Regions from separate parts of the Homo sapiens genome. Here region 2 is linked to region 1. A link is a loop called in an ENCODE intact Hi-C map of the cell type or tissue named here. Cell type or tissue: heart left ventricle. All regions are shown on one strand. Links, peaks and the distances in the headings refer to the core of each region. The heading gives the core; the rest is flanking DNA. Region 1 holds the start of BLOC1S4 (biogenesis of lysosomal organelles complex 1 subunit 4). Region 2 overlaps LOC105374367 (a long non-coding RNA gene).

Region 1 (10,956 bases), core at 1-8,000:
ATAGAAGATGCATGGTTGTATGGATGTGTACAAAGTCATCAATGTGCACACTTAAAATGTATGCACTGTATTGTATTCCTGCTATACCTTCGCTTAAAAAAGAAAAAAAAGGTTGAATGTGAGTTCGGGCGTGAGAAAACAGCAGCGCGCATGCGTGAGCGTGAGCGCGCATGCGTGAGCGTGAGCGCGCTGGGAGGCCGGAAACAAAGGTGGATGCGCGTGAACAGACGCCCTCGCAGGCCGCCGGAAGCAAAGGCGTGAGCGCGCGTGCGTGCGTGTGCGGGTGCGTGAGCGTGAGCGCGCGGAGGCCGGAAGCGAGCGCTGCGCAGTCGGGTGGTCGCGGGCCATGGAGGGTAGCTTTTCGGATGGCGGAGCGCTGCCGGAGGGGCTCGCGGAAGAGGCCGAGCCGCAGGGCGCCGCCTGGAGCGGGGACAGTGGCACTGTTTCCCAGAGCCACAGCAGCGCCTCGGGGCCGTGGGAGGACGAGGGCGCGGAGGACGGCGCGCCGGGCCGCGACCTGCCGCTGCTTCGCCGCGCCGCTGCGGGCTACGCCGCCTGCCTGCTGCCCGGGGCCGGGGCGCGGCCCGAGGTCGAGGCCCTGGACGCGAGCCTAGAGGACCTGCTTACCAGAGTGGACGAGTTCGTGGGCATGCTGGACATGCTTCGCGGCGACTCGTCCCACGTCGTCAGCGAGGGCGTGCCGCGCATCCACGCGAAGGCCGCCGAGATGCGGCGCATCTACAGCAGGATCGACCGGCTGGAGGCCTTCGTGAGGATGGTGGGGGGCCGCGTGGCCAGGATGGAGGAGCAGGTCACCAAGGCCGAGGCCGAGCTGGGCACCTTCCCCAGGGCGTTCAAGAAGCTCCTGCACACGATGAACGTGCCCTCGCTCTTTAGCAAGTCTGCTCCCTCGAGGCCACAGCAAGCCGGCTACGAAGCCCCCGTCCTGTTTCGGACCGAAGACTACTTCCCTTGTTGCAGTGAAAGGCCTCAGCTCTGACGGCCTGACCACTGCGGCAAGAGGACCCCAGCTGGGGTGCTTACCTCCAGTATGAAGTGAATTGCAAATCCTGCTTATGGACATATATGATGTTGGAGTGTGGGATTTTAAAGTTTACTTTCTACAAACTCTCCGTAGTATATTCATGATTCAGTGTAGAATGTATAGACTTTATGTCTTCCAAGTTTAAAAAAAGAGACAGGGTCTTGGTATGTTGCCCAGACTGTTCGGAAACTCCTGGGCTCAAGTGATCCTTCCACCTCAGCCTCCCCAGTAGCTGGGACTACGGGGTCGCCACTGCACCCAGCCTGTGTCTTCCAGCTCTAATCAGAAAGCTGCTTGTCGAGGGCATGGGGAATCAAACTGAATGAACTTTTCTCTGCACTGTGGCAAAACTGTTATTTTTATGGATTTTACTAAATGGCGTTACCTTTTCAAGATTTATATGTTTGTATAATCATAAGAAAATTGAGCCATTAAAGCCTTGTTATTCAATCCTAATAGTCAGTTTTCTAGAACCTACTTTTAGGGTAAATGGTACATTATTTAATATTATATTAAACCTCCTATAGCGTGGATTGTAGACCAAAGGAAATGGTACAATTTCTGAGAATATATGTTGATTTTTTGTGACTAATTCCAAAGTTGTATTTGAAAGTATGACCTCACAGTCTTCATTTGTCCATAGCAAACATATGTGTGTGTGTGTGTATATATATATGTGGGTTGCCAATGTTTGGTTTATAATTTAAATGTTAATAGAAATTTTGAGTTTTATTGGAAATGATTTCCTTCTGAAAAGAGCTTTACGTATTTCCTTGTGTGTGTTTGAAATAGACGTACTGCTCATGTGCTTTTTTAGTAGTGGGATAAAGAAAAGGGGCTTGAGTATACCTCCTTTAGAGAGCTAATGTGAAAAGCTGTAGCTTCTATTTCAGAGCATGGTATATTTCTTTTCTTTTTTTTTTTTTTTTTTTTTTTTGAGACGGAGTCATGCTCTGTCGCCCAGGCTGGAGTGCAGTGGCGCAATCTCGGCCCACTGCAAGCTCCGCCTCCCGCGTTCACGCCATTCTCCTGCCTCAGCCTCCTGAGTAGCTGGGACTACAGGCGCCTGCCACCATGCCCGGCTAATTTTTTTTGTATTTTGTATTTTTTTTTAGTAGAGACGGGTTTTCACTGTGTTAGCCAGGATGGTCTCGATCCCCTGACCTCGTGATCCACCTGCCTCGGCCTCCCAAAGTGCTGAGATTACAGGCGTGAGCCACCGCGCCCGTCCAGAGCATGGTATATTTCTTTCCTCTCGAAATGGATAGTTAAATTATTTGTGTGAGTGAATGGTATTAGGATTTTCCTGCGGATACAGTAGACTTTTATTGAGATTCAAATCTATTTTATAAGGTGGCCCTCCTAAATAGTAGATGCTAAAAAAGCATACAGCTTAGGTTGCTTTTGTGTCATTTGCAGTGTCATCAAAGATCTTTGAGGTTCATAGAGTAGCTGTATTTTCATTTAGCTGTGTGTTGTGAAGAATCTGATCATGTAATCTTGCACCTAGCTTTCGTGGACCTTCATTGTCACATATTTACGTTTTTTATTCAGGTGGTTCATTGACGACAAATTAAGGAACTCTGAATGTAGAAGCTGAAAGAACAAGTAACCTACATTTAATATTCAGCAACTGCTGGTACCCCTATAAGTAATTCATGTGTTTCGATGACATAGTCACTGAATATGAAAATATCCTTACATAACAAAACATTGCTAAAAGATTTTTCACTTAAAGTTAACATTCAAAAGCAGTAATTAGGGGCCGGGCGCGGTAGTTCACAAGCACTTTGAGAGGCTGAGGCAGGCGGATCACAAGGTCAGGAGATCGAGACCATCCTGGCTAACATGGTGAAACCCTGTCTACTAAAAATACAAAAAAAAAAAAAAAAAATTAGCCAGGCATGGTGGTGGGCGCCTGTGGTCCCAGCTACTCAGGAGGCTGTGGCGGGAAAATGGTGTGAACCCGGGAGTCGGAGCGGAGATGACGCCACTGCACTCCAGCCGGGGCGACAGAGCAAGACTCTGTCTGAAAAAAAAGAAAAAAGAACTAATATCCACCTATCCACCTTGGCACTCCCACAATGCATATTCCCAGTGCTCTGTCCATCCCCACTGCTACCCAACCCATCCAAGCCACTGGCATCTCTCCTGGGCCACTCAACAGCCTCTTAAGTGGTCTCCTGCTTCCCCTTCCCCGCTCCAAGCCACTCCCGCATGTAACACATCAGCCAAAGGGGTCTTTAAACAACATAAATCAGACATATTGGGCTTTGCCTAAAGCTCTCATTAGCTTCTCTTCATATTAGAATAAAGCCCAATTTCTGTTCTCTGGCTTGAGGTGGCTCCTGCCCCCTTGCTCACTCCCCTGCAGCCTTCCCTTGACCTCGAAAGATGCCCCATAGCATCTTTCATATGAGGATATGGAAAGGGGACATATGAACTGTCCCCTTCATAGCGCTTGTTACAGTTTGTGAAATGTGTTTGTGTCATTATCTGATGACTGTCTGCCTTACTCACCTGGAGTAACAAGTGGATGTTAGCTGCATCCACTTGGCTGCATGCTCAGCAAGCAGGTAGCACATCCCTGGTACACTCACATATCTGTGCAATAAGCGATTGTCAGAGTGACTGAGTGAATGAACGACTACACAAAATGTAGGCACTCCATAAGGAATGCGAGACAGAAAGGCAGACAGGAGAATTCAGTCAGACTAAGGGCTGGCTCAGAAATCAAGCACCATGGGAAGACTAGGACACAAAGAAAAACAAGATGTGATTCTTTCCCAAGAGCTGGGCAGGCCAGTGGGTGAGAAAGTCAGACGCCCAATCCAGTTGAGTCCAACCTAAGGTTCAGTCAAACACCACACAGACATTCCCGTGGGCTCCAATGGGGCTTTGTTCCTAATCGTGCCCTGGGATGTTGATACAGAACTTACAAAACTATCCTTCTAAGAAGACTCCTTTTATGTGCTGAGAAGTTATCCAGATTCAGGCACAGTGGCTCATGCCTGTATTCCCAGGGCTTTGGGAGGCCTAGGCCAGAGGATCACTGGAGGCCAGAAGTTCGAGGCCAGCCTGGGCAACATAGTGAGACCCCGGCTCTACTAAAAATACAAAAATTAGCCAGGCACGGTGGCTCGTGCCTTGTAGTCCCAGCTACTCAGGAGGCTGAGGCAGGAGGATCACTTGAGCCCAGGAGTTCAAGGCTGCAGTGAGCTGTGATCACGCTACTGTCCTCCAACCTGGGTAACAGAGCAAAACCCTGTCTCAAAAAAAAAAAAATTAATTTAATTAAAAAAACCACAAACCACCATTTCCCAAAGTGACTGAAACCATTTGACCCACTAATGGAGAATGAGAGCGTCTCCTCTATACTGTTCATGGTCCAAGGGAAGCAAGGGTTCCAGCGGTCGGGTGTGAGCCCGTGGGAGGGAACTTGGTCATCAGGAAGGATGCGAGGACCCTCTGGCTGTGGGGTGTGGGGTCCGCGGTGGCTGCAGAGACTGGTCCCCCCACACCAGGGGGCGCTGCAGGAGCGGGAAAGGCCTGAAAACAGCTGGTCCAGCCCCTGTCCTCGGGAAACTAAAGCCTTATATCCTGCCACGGTCACTGGGCACTGGAAATTCAGAGCCCCAAGATCCTGTCCATGCTCGAGGGGCTCCCAGTGTGCAGACAGAGTGGGGACGGCAGCTGCAGCCCAAGGCACAGTGGCTATATTTGCATGGGGGTAGGAGGGGAGGAAATTAGGTGAGGGAGGCAGACAGGGTGCTAATTTGGACGTGCCCTGTCTGGTGGGGGCAGAAGACAAGGCCTGTTTATGTCCACCTGGCTCTTATCTCTCCCCGAAAGGAGCACGATCATTTATTTATGTACAGTTTGTCTGTCTCCCCAACGAGGAGGAAGATTGTGGTGTTTTTCCATTTTGTCCACTCTGAATCCGTGACACCTGGTACCAGGCACCTAGCACAGAGAAGGCACTGAAAACGTACCCACTGAGGGAATGACAGGGACATTGAGGATGAGCAGGTGCTGGCAAGGAGAGCAGGGAGGGTTTCAGGGCCCACAGGCTGCTCCCCCGTCAGCCCAGCTCCCGCCTCCCTTGGCCAGGGCCTGTGGATGCGTCTTCCTCCAACCTTCCCCCTTCCTCCCTGCTCCATCCTTACGCTCTAGATGCGGCTCATAAACAAGATATCATCGGACTTGACTCTCCTTGTCTGACCTGACAAGCATTTGTTTCATAGTAGGCGCACTCAGTCCGCTGAACCTTCATGGATCAACTCCGGCATCTGAGTGCTGTTCCCGAGTCACACCTGCCCTGTGCTCCTTTTCTTCCCAGTTCACCCTGGCTGCTGGGATCCAAGGCCTCTGGGGTCCCAAGCAAAGGGAGACATTTACCAGCGCACACCCCCCACCAACTCCGTCAAAAACATCGCCCAGGGCCCCAGTGTCCGCCCGAATCACCAAATGTCTCTGAGGTGGAAACAGCCCCAAACATCAGGCCACCCCAGGCCTGTGTCATTCCTGAGACCCTGGTCCAGGAGCTCTTCAGATGCTGGCAGCCTGCTAGTGCCTTCAAGCAGCTCTCTCGCTCTCTCTCTCTCTCTCTCTCACTCACCTAAAGAAGACAACCTATTACTTTAGGTGTGCAGAATAATTTTACTCTTTTTTTTTTGTCTCAATCTGAGACTTGTACTGGAAAACCCAGAAAACCCATTTCAGTGTTTTCTCATGTTAAAAAAAAAATGCAAAAACAAAAAACACCAGAGTTGGCTGGGCTCAGTGGCTCACGCCTGTAATCCCAGCACTTTGGGAGGCCAAGGTGGCCAGATCACCTGAGGTCAGGAGCTCGAGACCAGCCTGGCCAACATGATGAAACCCTGTCTCTACTAAAAATACAAAAATTAGCTGGGTGTGGTGGCCCACACCTGTAGTCTCAGCTACTTGGGAGGCTGAGGCAGGAGAATTGCTCGAACCTAGGAGGCAGAGGTTGCAATGAGCTGACATTGCGCCACTGCACTCCAACCTGGGTGACAAGAGCGAAACTTCATCTCAAACACACACGCACACACACACACACACACACACACACAAACACACCAGACTCCCTAAATATCTGTCGCAATTCCTAGACTTGAAAACACTTTCTGGTAGACTTTCTTAATAGAAGATTGTTTCCTGTTACACTATTAATTGAAATAAGAGCCAGCAAGATGGAAGGGGTGTGTGTGTGTGAGTGTGTCTGTGTATGTGTGTTTGCTAGTGATGTGAGAATTAGGAGTGGTTTGGAACATGCTGATTTTCAGTTTTCAACTGCCAGCACTACTGCTTTACAAACTTGTTCAGACATTCGATCCAAAATTCAAGAAAGATGGTAAATGCCAATGAGAGGGAGGGAGAAAAAACAAACTTGATATGTTGTATGTACTGCGGGATTTAGGAATGGGTTGACATACACAAGAATGCTCTAGAACAGAAGACAAATTATATAGCGTCGTGGTCAGACATGGCCCAAAGTTTTGTCCTGCCACTGCCTATCTATATAACATTAGGTGAGTTATCTCTCATCTCCAAGGCTCAGATTTCTCACCTGTAGAATGAGAAATAATAAATAGTATCTACCTCAAAAAATAAAACAGTTCAGAAAGACGTTTAAGTTGGAAATGTAATTGTTCTTATTTTCTTACTGACTTTTTGCAGTTTAGCCAGTTTTTATTATCTTTTTTCTAAAATTGTAAAATACACGTAACATAAATTACCATTTTATCCACTTTGAGAGTACAATTTACTTGCATTAAGTACATACATATTAATGCACAACCATCACCACCCATCCATCTTCAGAACCTTCTCTTCTCCCCCAAGTGAGGCTCTGTCCCCATCACACACTAGCTCTCTATTCCCCATGCCCCAGCCCCTGGCACCCCCATTCTACTTTGTGTCTCTATGAATTTGACGACTCTAGGGACCTCACAGAAGTGGAACCCTGCAGTATTCATCGTTTTGTGATTGGCTTCTACCACTGAGCATAGTGTCCTCAGGGTTCATCCACATTGTAGCCTGTGTCAGAATCTCCTTCCTTTTTAGGGCTGAATACTACTCCATGCTGTGCGTGCCCCCCTTGGCTTAGCCACTCTGTCAGTGGACCTGGGTTGCTTCCCCCTCTTGGCCGTTGCGACCAGTGAGTACGGCTGGACCCTCCAGCCCCTTCCCAGTGCAGTGCTCTGGCAGAGCCGTGAGCCCCGGCCGGGGGTCCGATGAGCGGCTGACGCCAATGGGGCCCTGGCCAGAGGTCTGATGAGCGACTGAAGCTGATGTTCCACTTGCCCAAGTCTCCCTTCCCCTCCAGCCAGGCTTGCTGGCCTGTGACCACACTTGACCCACATGACTTTCTCTTCCACTGCGACAAGTTACTTCCCAGTGGGCTCCTGGCCTCACACAAGGAGAGCCTGGTGAGCAGCTCAGCGGCGCCCAGGGGTAGCCACGCTTATCTACATCCCGGTCAAAGCCTCCATCCTAACTCATCTCCCCCTCTCCCGTTATTCCCAGGCCATGAGGAGGGAGTGAGAGGCGCTGCTTTGTAGAGAGGGACCAGTTCAGGCCAAGCAAGGCATTTAGGCTTCACCCCAAGAGCCCTGGAGAGCACCTGGGGCCCAAGACCAGGTGCGAAGGAGTTGGGCTCTGCAGCCAGGTTGCTGGCCTCGACCCCTGCAGCCTGCAGAGCGTGGGCATCTTGTTCTGCTGATGGTTGACTTCAGGGTGTGGGAACCTCTGAGGCTTTGACAACTTGAGGCTGGCAAGGAGGACAGGGAGCAGGTGGGATCTTCAAAGACTACACCTTTAAAGACTGTGACCTTTACCCTGGGGACCACAGGAGCCACTGGGGACTTCACTGGGAGTAACTCATCAGAGTGGAGTTACACTCAGTGGCCGCCTGTTTATCCTGAGATCTGCCCGCAGGCAACAGGCCCAGTCTGCACCGCAGTCTGTACCACACTGCCACAGATCCCTAAGGCTGTCCCTGACTGAAGTTGGTGGGGGACGAGGGAGTCACCGGGTGACAGAGCATGACTGTAAGGACACACGCTCATCACAAGTATGCATTGACCCTGCTCTGTGCTTGGAACCTGCCAAAGTTCAAGCATTTCTCCACATACCCCAAGAGGGGCCTGGCCAGCTCTGCCTGATGTCAACACTGACACCCAGGCCTTGGGTCCCTGGACTTCTCGTCTCTGGGCACTGGGGGCCAGCGTGGTGCAGTTGGGAGGGTCCCCAGAGCTGAGGCCCTTGAGTGAATGATTGCAACTCTTTGGGCCTCGGTTTCCTCATCTGGAGACTGTGATGGGGACTACATGAGCTCAACAGACCACCACAAGTCTCCCGAGTACCTGCTGGGGCCAGCCTGGCATCAGGCTCTGGGGATAGGCAGATCACATGCCCTTGAGCGACAAATCCCTATGTCCTCTGCACAGCGTGACTTGGACACTCGGCCCACCCCGTGGGTCTCCTGACCATCTTCCTCTATCCTTCAGGACACTCATTCTGAAAGAAGCCAGGCACCACGCTGCAAGGAAGCCCAGGCCAGCCCACACGACAAGACAGTGCAGAGAGCCATGTGGGAGGACCCAAGGCCCCCCAGACAGCCAGCGTGGCAGCGACCCAGCCTCCATGTTCGAGCCCTAGCCTCTGAGTCATTCAGTGGAGGCCCCAAACGTCATGACACAGAGACAAGCCGTTCCCTCTGTGTCCTGCCCAAATTCCTGACCCACAGACTTTGTGAGCTGAATGAATGTGCTCTGCAGCCACAGTAACGGGAACACCCACCGTGGCCACTCTGCCCTAGCAGGGAGCAGCTCGAGGGTAGGCCAGCCGAGTTAGCACTGGCCACCGAGCCAGCACCAGCAGGGCCAGAGGGACACGTGTGGGGCTGGACTGCTCAGAGGATACAGCATGGGCAACAATGAGGAGTCAGCGAAGACGGCCTTGGGCCTCGGCCTTGGCAGAGCCCTGGCAGAGCGGGCAAAGGAAGCTGCCAGGTGCATCAGGCGAGGGAGGGAGCCCCAGGAAAGGAAAGCCTGCACAGACAGGGGGGTGGGGACCTGCCCAGGTGCCTGGGGGCACTGTCAGAGCACCACGTGCCAAGGAACACGTGGGAGCGGGGTGGCAGGGAGAGGCTGCTCCTGGGGCCTTGGCTTGCAGTGTGTCACCAGGAAGGTGTTCAGTTAGAGGAAGACAAAGGGGAGGACAGGCTGGGGACAGTGGACGGGGGCATTGCCGCTCTGTCATCACTGGGTCCACCTTTGAGGGGCTGGGAAGACCAGGGCCCCCCGAATCCGGGGCTCGGCTCCACATCCTGCCCACCAGCCTGCCAGGGATGGACCAAACTCCAGGAGGCCCCGACACGTGAAGGAAACAGTGGTCGGAAGAGCAGGCACCCAGCTCAGGGCACTGGCAGGCAGGGCCCCGGGACTGCTTCTCCACCAGCTGCTGTGAGTGAGCCTGGTGGCCTACCCCTGCTGTCCTGGCCAGGTCGAATTTTTGGATGTGCCTTGGAACAACTAGGCAGCATGTGCACACACACGCACGCACGCACATCACACACATCACACATGCATGCACACACATCACACACAATCATACCACACACACACGCACACACATCACGCACATCACACACGCATGCACACACACCACACACAATCATACACACACGCATGCACACACATCACACACAATCATACCACACACATGCACACACATCACACGCAATCATACCACACACATGCACACACATCACACGCAATCATACCACACACATGCACACACGTCACACACATCACACACAATCATACCACACATGCGTGCACACACATCACACACATCACACACAATCATACGACACACACATGCACACACATCACACACAATCATACCACACACGCATGCACACAACACACAATCATACCACACACGCATGCACACACATCACACACAATCATACCACACACACATGCACACACATCACACACAATCATACCACACACGCATGCACACACATCACACACAGTCATACCACACACACATGCACACACATCACACACAGTCATACCACACACACATGCACACACATCACACACAATCATACTACACACACATGCACACACATGCACACACATCACACACAATCATACCACACACGCATGCACACACATCACACATAATCATACCACACACGCATGCACACACATCACACACAATCATACCACACACGCATGCAGACACAACACGTACACATGCATGCATGCATGTGTATCACACACATTACACCACATATCACACATGCACACACAACACACATCATGTACACACACGCCACATACCACACACACAAACATTATGCACATATGCATCCCACACATGCCTCACACACACAACGTACCACACACACACACACACACACTGTGGTGATAAAATACATGGGCATGGCATTCAGGCAGAGATTGGTTCCATCCCTGTTCCATTTTTTTTTTTTTTTTCGGAGATGGAGTCTCGCACTGTCACCCTGGCTGGAGTGCAGTGGCGTGATCTTGGCTCACTGCAACCTCTGCCTCCCAGGTTCATGTAATTCTCCTGCCTCAGCCTCCCAAGTAGCTGGGATTACAGGTGCCCCCCACCATGCCCAGCTAATTTTTTGTATTTGTAGTAGAGATGGGGTTTCACTATGTTGGCCAGGCTGGTCTTGACCTCCTGACCTCGTGCCCACCTCAGCATCCCAAAGTGCTGGGATTACAGGCGTGAGCCACCACATCCAGCCTCCTGTACCATTATTTTACTAGCTGTGAATTTGGGCAAGTTACTGGTGCTCTCTGACCCTCAGTCTTTTTATCTGCAGAATGGGGTTACTCAAGGCA
Region 2 (8,750 bases), core at 751-8,750, 52 kb after region 1:
TTTTTTTTTTTTTTTGAGACGGAGTCTTGCTCTGTCGCCCAGGCTTGAGTGCAGTGGCGCCATCTCGGCTCACTGCAAGCTCCGCCTCCCGGGTTCATGCCATTCTTCTGCCTCAGCCTCCCAAGTAGCTGGGACCACAGGCGCCCACCACCAAGCCCGGCTAATTTTTTGTATTTTTAGTGGAGAGGGGGTTTCACCGTGTTAGCCAGGATGGTCTCGATCTCCTGACCTTGTGATCCGCCCGCCTCGGCCTTCCAAAGTGCTGGGATTACAGGCGTGAGCCACCGCGCCCGGCCTGAAAACAGACTAATTTCAAAGAATTGGCTCACACAATTGTGAGGTCTGACTCGGCAAGTCTGAAATCTGCAGGTGGGGGGCCTACAAGCTGGAAACTCCAGGGCAGAGGCTGATGCTGCATGATTGGCAGAATTCTTTTCTTTTTCAGAGAAACCTCAGTTTTGCTCTGAAGGCCTTCAACTGCCCGGCCGAGGCTCACCCACACCAAGGGGAATCCCTTCTCTTAAAGTCAACTGATGGTAGATGTCAACCACAGCTACAAAACACCGTCACAGCAACACCTGGGTTAGCGTTTGATTGAATAAATGTGACTGGAGCCTGGCCAAGTTGATACATAAAATCAACCGGCACATTCCTTTTAGGTGAGGATTCTTTCCCTCTCTCTTTGAGGTCCCTGCTGGAGTAATTCTCCCCAGAGCTAAGTCCACCGTCTTTGGAATGAGTGTTTGGGGGTGGCCTGTCCCCCTGCCGCCCGCCCGGGCCAGGGAGATGGCCAATGCACGGCGGGCGCACCCCTATTCCCTCCTCACTCATGAGTCTGGTGGGACAACTCATCCGGTCAGTCATGATGAGTTGTCCCACTGCTGGGAACACCTGCCCTGAGAGGTCTGGATGGGCTCAGCCTCATGGCACCAGAGCAGGCAGCTCGTGAGCAGCCCCGGGGGACCAGCAGGTCACTGGCAACTGTTAAGCTGTGGAGAACTTCTCAGGGCTCAGCTGGCATTCCGACCTCCCTTTGCCTCCCACGGGCCTGGGCGGGGCCCCTTCCTTTCGTCCTTAGCCAGCCGCCACTCTGTCCTCCACTGGGAGTCCCTGCCCCCATTACTGCACCAGCTCCCCTCCCCCCACCCTGAGGACACCCACCCTGTTCGTTATAAAGGGACACAGGCACAGCTAACAAGGAACAATTGTGGGCACAGTCCAAAGTTCAGGGTTTTAAGGACACCGTTTCCGCCCCGGCCTCGTCTCTGAGATGATTCTGGGCCCATCAGAGGCTTCCGGCTTCTCCTTTTATGACCCTGAGCTTGTCGGTCTCCCTATCCTCATGCCCCCTGCCCTTGGAGAGACCCAGCCTTCCTTCTACAAGATCCCCTGCTGAGGGAGAAGGAGCTGGCTGGGGCAGGACCGTAGGCTCAGGCTACATGCCCCAAGTTCACTCTCAGCTCACATGCTCCAGACATTGTCCTGGTGCTCAGCCTGCCATCCAGGAGGCCCCTCCCAAGCTCCTGGGCTTCCATCCTCAGTGATCCAGTGGACCTGGTTCCCAGAGCTGGGTGGGAAAGGGCCCCTTGCCTCTGGGATGGGAGGAAAATGTTCAGTCCTCTGTTAAGCTGGTCGCAGACTCTGATGAACCTTTCCAGGGCCATGAGTCATGCCGTTTTCCAAAAGAGGAAGGAGGCTCGGGGAGAGTAAGTGTCTTGCCCAAAGTCACACAGTGGAGTCAGCACTTGAATTTAGCTCTGACTCCCATGGCACCTGCTGAGTGCCTGACCTGCCCCCTCCATCCCCCATGGCCTGCCTGCTCCTCGGTGCAAGGATCACCTCAGCTGTCACAGCTTTAGAAGTGAGCTGTGCATGAACCCCTGAACCCCAAAGCATCAGGGAGGGTCACCCAGAACCCCATGCCTGCTGGATGCCGAAGCCATGCCAAATAAATGGGACAGGCCTACTCATCATGCAAAGCTCCAGTGATGCTTTAGCTTCCCAGGAAATCTCTCTTGTCATGATGAGCACCAGTAGCAAGTGACGGCCAGCAGGCCCCCACTACAAGCCCGACACTAGGAAGAGGTGTTCCCAGCCCACACACAAATGCCTGGAGAATCACTAATTTGCTGCCCATTCTTGCTGGGAAGAGAATTTTCTGGGAGGAAGGGCTTTGTTAACCAACACCCTGGCATCTAGAATTGCCATTGGGTCTCCGTGATTCTAGTCAAGGGATTCGGCCATCCAGAGCAGGGTATCGGGGGCCCTCTCGGAGTTTGAACCTCTAACAGGATGGGGCCCATACCTGGGTGCAGCTGCGGTTGTGGGGATGCCCCTTCTGAGCAGCTGCTGCCTCTGTGTGCTCCCCTTCCTCTCCCCACCCCCACTCTCTTCCCAGGTCTCCCTCTGCTTACTACCCAGCATGGGCAAAAGCAGCTGCACCCAGTATGGACCAATAGGGGCACACCCATTTCGAGGCACTAAATGTGGTGCTGATAACAGAGTCCCCAGGCCTGGCTTGGCCCAAGGATGGAGCACCCCAACACCCCAGCTGTCTCAGGGGCCCACTGCTCAGCCTGGCTCACTCCCCGAGGGTGGGTGGTTTCTAAGTGCAGCTGGTGGGCTTGTGTGTGATGGTGGACGGATCCTGGAGTTTAGCAGGGTGACTGTGGCCAAGCTGTTTCTCTCTGGGTCTGTTCCTTAGTGTTATTGATGTTGTTGACAGCTGACCGGTCCTGCACCGTACTAATCATTTTACATGGAGAAGCTCCATGTAAAGCTTCTAGGTTGTAATTCTCATCACAACCCCGTGAGGTAGTTCATATTATCACCTCCATTTTACAGATAAGGAAACTGAGGACCAGAGAGCTCAAACTGATGTGCCTTAGGTCACACAGCTAGTGATCAATTGAGCCAGGCCTTGAACCCAGACAGTCTGGCTCCAGGACAAGCCCGCACAATATCTATACAGAAACAGGGCCTGGTGCATTTTAGGGCTGCTGTGATTTTGTCCTTATCTGCAGGTGCTTTTACCTCTGATTTCATTCGCCCTATGACCTGTATGGTAGGTTTTATTACCTCGGTTTTATCACACTTTCATCCTCCTCCAGGGTAGAATCAGCTTACAGATGAGGTAACAGGCTCAGAGGGGTTAAGCAACTTCTCAGGTGTCCCACAGCTGGTACGTGTGACAACTCGAATTCAAAGAAGTCTCCTGACTCTCACTGCGGAGCCTCCCATTCAAGAGGGACCTCAAGGTGTCACAGAATTTAGACATACTGAACGTCCTTACTTTATGAGTCCAGATTCAAATCAGTAATAACGCAATGTCAGAGGAGTTGAAGAATTCTTTCATGTATTTGTCCATCCTTGTTCCACACCTTGTCCTAGGATCCTTGGGGTTGCAGTGGTGGGGATGGAACCATAGAGATGCACAAGCCATAGATTTAGGAACTGGAATTTCAGCAATGCTTTCGGGTCTTCTGACAAGGTGCAGGCAGGCCACCTTTCTTGTATGGCAGGGCAGGACAGGGCTGGCCTGTGTTCCAGTTCTGGCTGTGTCACTCCCATGCTGTGTGACTTAGGACAAGGCTCTGCTCTTTCTGTACATTGGGTCACCAAGCAGGGATGAGCTGCCTGGTGTGGTGACTCCAGGTGGCTCCAGGAGGAAGGCAGGGGCCCTCTCATGTGAGTAGCCACATTCCTCCCTATGGCTTGTCCACAAAATAAGGGGACCTCACGGAGACAGCTCTGTGCACCTGTCATGCTGTATCGTTGGAGGGATTGGAGCAAGGCTGCAGCTTCCTTGGGGTTGGATCATCACAGGGGCCATAGTCATGAAGCCGATTGGCTGTGAACTTGGGCTGTGGGGTCCAAAGACCCAGGGTTAACTCCTGGCTCTGCCACCAGCCAGCTGTGTGACCTTAGCCAAGTTACTTAGCCTCTCTGAGCCTCAATTGCCTCATTCATAAAGTGGGGAACCTAGCACAGTGCCGAGCAGCTGCTCATTTACTGCAGGCACAGTCACTGAAGCTGAGAATTATGAAGCTGATGAGGATAGAGGGTCCAGCATAGAAAGTGCCACCTACAAGCACCTACTATGTGCCAAGACAAGGAGACAAGAAGGTGACGTGATTTACTTCTGGGCATACAGCAAGAACATGGCAAAGCTGGACCTGAGCATTGGGATGCATCAGCGCCTGCGGTGCCTGGTGGCTCTGAGCCTGTAGCAAGCTCCCTGGCTGAGGTCTGGGGCTGTGCCCTAGAGGAGGAGCCCCTACGGCCACTCCTGCTGGCCTGTGGCTGGGGCAGCATCAGCAGATGTCTTCAGTCCATCTGGCAGGTCTCACTTGCTTGGTCTGAGAACCTGCCCCACAGGCCTGAGCTCTGCAGGGAAAAGAAATAAAAATAGCCAGGTCTGAGAGGGCAGTGGCTGGGCCGTGGGCAGCAATGCGTGCCTTTCCCATGACTCCTGCTCTGCAGAGGAGAGTCCTTCCCTGAGCCGTCCTGTGTGCCAGGCCCTGGGCTGGGTGCCCGGGAAGCGAAGTTGTGGCAGGCAAAGCTGCTCCCCAGAGGAGCCCATAGCTTGGTGGGTAGAACATATTTGTCCAGTGCGGCACCTTGGGGTGGGGGCCCGAAAGGGCTAGCAGTGGAGCATTGCAAGAGAGACCCCCTCACCCACCTGGGGGAACACAAGGTAAGCTTCCAGAAAGAGGACACACTGGAGAAAACAGTTGTTAAGCAGAGTGGCGGGGGGCTTTCCAGGCAGTGGGACCAGCATTTGCAAAGGCAGAGAGGTGTGACAAGCATGTCCCATTGAGAGAAGTGTAAGTACCTGGGTACATCTGGAGGCTGGGGTGTCTATAGGGACAGGATGGAGGGTTGCGCTAGGAAAGCAGGGAGCCTGGGACTGTGGGGACGATGGGGAGCCAAGGGAGGTTATAAAGCAGGGGGTCACGATCTCTCCTTCTCAAGATCCATAGCCTTAATCCCATCAGCAAAGTCCCTTTTGCCAGGTAAGGTAACATAGTCGCTGGTTCCAGGGATTAGGAGGTACACTTCTTTGGGGGGTCATATTCTGCAGACCCTGTCTCTGTAATAAACTGCACTGAATCCTCGTCCAAAGGCTTCTAGGGACTCCAACTAAGACACCCCCAACCTTAATTCTGGTCCCTGGGCTCCCCGTCACAGGCCCCAGCACCAGATCCTTGGCTCAGCCCCTCCAAAAATCTTGGCAGGTCATTCTCTAAACAGGCGAGAGCTGGGTTCAAATCCTGCCTCTGCTGCTTACTTGATCTGTGACCTTGGGCAACTCACCGGTCTCTTTCAGAGCCTCAGTTTCCTCATCTGACAAAGGGGGTAAGGGGCCCAAGAGATTACTAAGCAGGTTAGAGGGTCAATAAGTGCCTGGCGCATAGTAGGTGCTCCAGAAACAAGAGCTATTGTCAGTTACCAGGTAGTTCTAGCCCTTTGTTTCCTTCCCCTGTGCAGAAAATAATCATCATAATTACACGCTCTGCTGTCATCCTGACCTGCAAACCCTCCTAGGGGCAAAGAAGTTTGTTTTGTTTATTTGTTTCCTGGATGCAAAGAATCTGTTGATTTCTCCAAGCCTGGCGCTGGCTGAAATTGTCCCAGCCAACACTGAAGCTGCCTAGAAGGTGGCTGCAGTTTTGGGGTGGCACCGGAAAGGGCTCTTTTAAGGAGCCACCAGCACCTTCGCCTCAAAATCAAGAACAATACCAGGCCCCATGCCAGCCACAGGAGTAATTAGGCCAGATGGTTTCAAGGCAGAAATTCCAGTAGTCCCTGAAATGCTATAAATCGAGCCACAGACAGGAGGTGTGGTGACTTGACAGCAATTTCTCCCCAAGGCAAGGCCTCCGCGGCATCACAGCCAGCCTTCCCTCCATTCCACTGCAGAAATAAATGAAGTTATGGATGTTGGTGTTTCTTTGCGGTGAATCAAATGGATTCCCTGTGAATGCTGTTTGATATTCTTCTTGATCATGTCAACTAGACAGAATGTGTCTTTCTAGCATTTGTTTTTCAAAAAAAGATGTGTGAAATAGGAATTTTCACATAATTCCTGAACAGGTTTTGGTGGCAGTGGTGTTTGTTTTCCAAAAGCCGGGACAGGAACTGCAGAGCCTTCTAGTGCTTTCCTTCATCTTCTCCCCAGTGCAGCCGGAACTCGCCCCTGGGGTGGCCCACTCTCCCCCACTGAGAGCAGCAGAGACAGCCAGCTGCACAGGCTCGGGATGTGGGCTGGGAGAATGCTCCCCCGTGAACTCACAAGCACATGTTAGGTGCTGTGGATACAAGAAGCCCAGTCATATGGAGAGTATGTGGTTGGGCGGCCAGGCTTTGGAGCCAGTGGCCTGACTTGTTGTCCCAGCTCTGCCACTCCCTGGCTTTGTGACCTGAGGCAAGGTTGGTATTTCTCTCTGCTTCCATAACATGGGATAACAGTGGCACCCACTTCATAGGGCAGTGAGGGATTGATGTATAAATACAGGTAGTCTGCAGAAGCTCACCTGGCAGACAGTGGGCACCCAGCAGACGCTAGTAATTTAACTCTGCTGATAAGGCCCCTTGTTAAGCAGATGACAGGCAAAGTGAATCATGTATACACCTGAGGACAGGAACACCATTTTGCAAGTGAGGAATAAGGCTTAAGAAAAAAAGAACCAGGCTGGGCGTGGTGGCTCACACCTGCAATCCCAACAGTTTGGGAGGCTGAAGTGGGAGGATCGCTTGAGCCCAGGAGTTGGAGACCAGCCTGGGCAACACAGTGAGACCCCATGTCGATAAAAAATATAAAAATTAGCTGGGCATGGTGGTGCGTGCCTGTAGTCCCAGCTACTCCCAAGGCTGAGGCAGGAGGCTCTCCTAAGCTCAGGAGGTCCAGGCTGCAGTGAGCTGGGATTGCACTACTGCATGCCAGCCTGGGTGACGATCAAGACTCTGCCCCCATCCCCCAAAAAAAGAAAAGAAAAGAAGAAACGAACCATAGCAACATTATGCCTAGAAGCCAAACGGTGGAAGCAACCGAAGTGTCCATTGACGGATGAATGTGTAAACAAAATGTGCTCTATCCTACAATGGAATATGATGCAGCTTTGAAAAGGAAAGAAAGTCTGACACATGTTCCAACATGGATGATCTCTGATGACCTTATATCAAGTGAAACAAGCCAGTCACAAAAGGACAAAGACTGCATGATTCCGCTTATATGAAGTCCTTAAAAGAGTCAAATTCATAGAAACAGAAAGTAGAATGGTGGTTGCCAAGGACGGCGGAGGGAGGGGAATGGGGGGTGAATGTTTAACAGGAATAGAGTTTCAGTTTTGCAAGATGAAGGTCCTGGAGATGGACGGTGGTGATGGTTGCACAACGATGTTAATGTCCTTGACACTGAACTGTACACTTAGAAATGGTTGAGATGGTAAATTTTATGTTATGTGTATTTCACAATTAACAGTTTAAAAGAAATGAACCAACTTGGCTGGGCGCAGTGGCACACGCCTGTAATACCAGCACTTTGGGAGGCCGAGGTGGGTGGATTACTTGAGGTCAGGAGTTCGAGACCAGCCTATCCAACATGGTGAAACCCCGTCTCTACTAAAAATACAAAAATTAGCCAGGCCTAATGGCACATGCCTGTAATCTGAGCTACTTGGGAGGCTGAGGCAGGAGAACGGCTTGAACCTGGGAAGCGGAGGTTGCAGTGAGCCGGGATCCAACTCTATCTCAAAAAAGAAAGAAAGAAAGAAGGAAGGAAGGAAGGAAGGAAGGAAGGAAGGAAAGAAAGAAAGAGAAAGAAAGAAAGAAAGAAAGAAAGAAAGAAAGAAAGAAAGAAAGAAAGAAAGAAAGAAAGAGAAAAATGAACTAACTGGCCCAGGTCCTTCTTCTGGGAGGTATGAAAAGCAGAATTTAGACCCAAGTTTGAGTGACTACCCGACATGAAAGCCCTTGCCTTCTGTCTATTGGATGGGTAAAATTTAGCAGAAGTGGGTGGCTTCAGGAAAGAAAATACTTTACCAAGGGAGGACAAGAGGAGACAGAAAGAGATGAGAGATCAGTAGGCATGAAGCCAGGAGAATGGGTGTCAGGCTGCTTCCGCTGTGTGACTTTGGCACACCACTCACCCTCTCTGGGCTTTGGGTCTCCACTCTTATATAAAGGTTAGATTGGGAGGGCATCCAGGGCCTTTCAGCTCTAAGGTCTAGGGTGGGGTGAGATGGGATGCCCAGGCACGTTGTGAGAGCTCCACTAGGCATAAGTACTCACCCCATCCCAGGATCCTTGGAGAGCCCACAGTTGGAGGGTAGGGATAAGTTACAGACAAACACCAATTGGCAAATGTTGGCTGAGCACCTACCACGTACCAAGCTCTGTCCTAGGCTAGGCTCCTGCTCTGAGGCTGACATCCTGTTGGGGAGTAAAGGCAATAGAGAAGTAAGCAAACAGAAATAGATCACACGGAGAAACAAAGATGGGTAATGGGGTGCAGGTGCTCAGGGGTGGGGCTGCAAGAGTTCCTGGTGGAGGAGAAGGCTGCACTCTGGTTGGTGGCCCCCGGAAGCACCCTGGAAAAGGTGGCATCTGGGCCAGGCTTTGAGCCTGGTTTCCCAAGCCTTTACTGAGCACAGGTGCTAGAGATAGAGAATTCAGGGGCCCATCATTGTGGGGAAGACAGACATGGCAGCGAACACATCACAGCACAGCCCAGGACTCACCACCACAGG

Evidence for each region. Peaks named below come from ENCODE experiments on the same cell type or tissue, not always from the same donor. Only the 100,000 strongest peaks of a DNase experiment are listed, where the experiment ranks them.
Region 2: it touches region 1 in a loop (3-fold over the local background); 73 of 110 quality-filtered maps call a loop at or near these places.

What each region holds. Positions count from the first base shown.
Region 1 is chr4:6,715,864-6,726,819 of GRCh38, forward strand. It overlaps BLOC1S4 (biogenesis of lysosomal organelles complex 1 subunit 4), which reads left to right and starts at 311. Exons shown (of 1, transcript NM_018366.3): 1 at 311-1,801. The coding sequence starts at 347. The coding sequence ends at 1,000. RefSeq lists enhancers at 31-230, 713-1,352, 10,818-10,956 and a silencer at 511-560. In heart left ventricle, for the core only: CTCF peaks have their summits at 327, 4,548 (motif pointing right) and 4,760; DNase peaks (open chromatin) are centred at 238 and 4,568; H3K4me3 peaks cover 2,400 bases; H3K27ac peaks cover 1,066 bases.
Region 2 is chr4:6,767,003-6,775,752 of GRCh38, forward strand. It overlaps LOC105374367 (a long non-coding RNA gene), which reads left to right. Exons shown (of 2, transcript XR_925101.3): 2 at 446-637. Among named protein-coding and RNA genes, the nearest start is that of KIAA0232, 11 kb to the right of the region's middle. In heart left ventricle, for the core only: no CTCF peak of the experiment used is centred there; DNase peaks (open chromatin) are centred at 4,287 and 4,387; H3K27ac peaks cover 2,519 bases.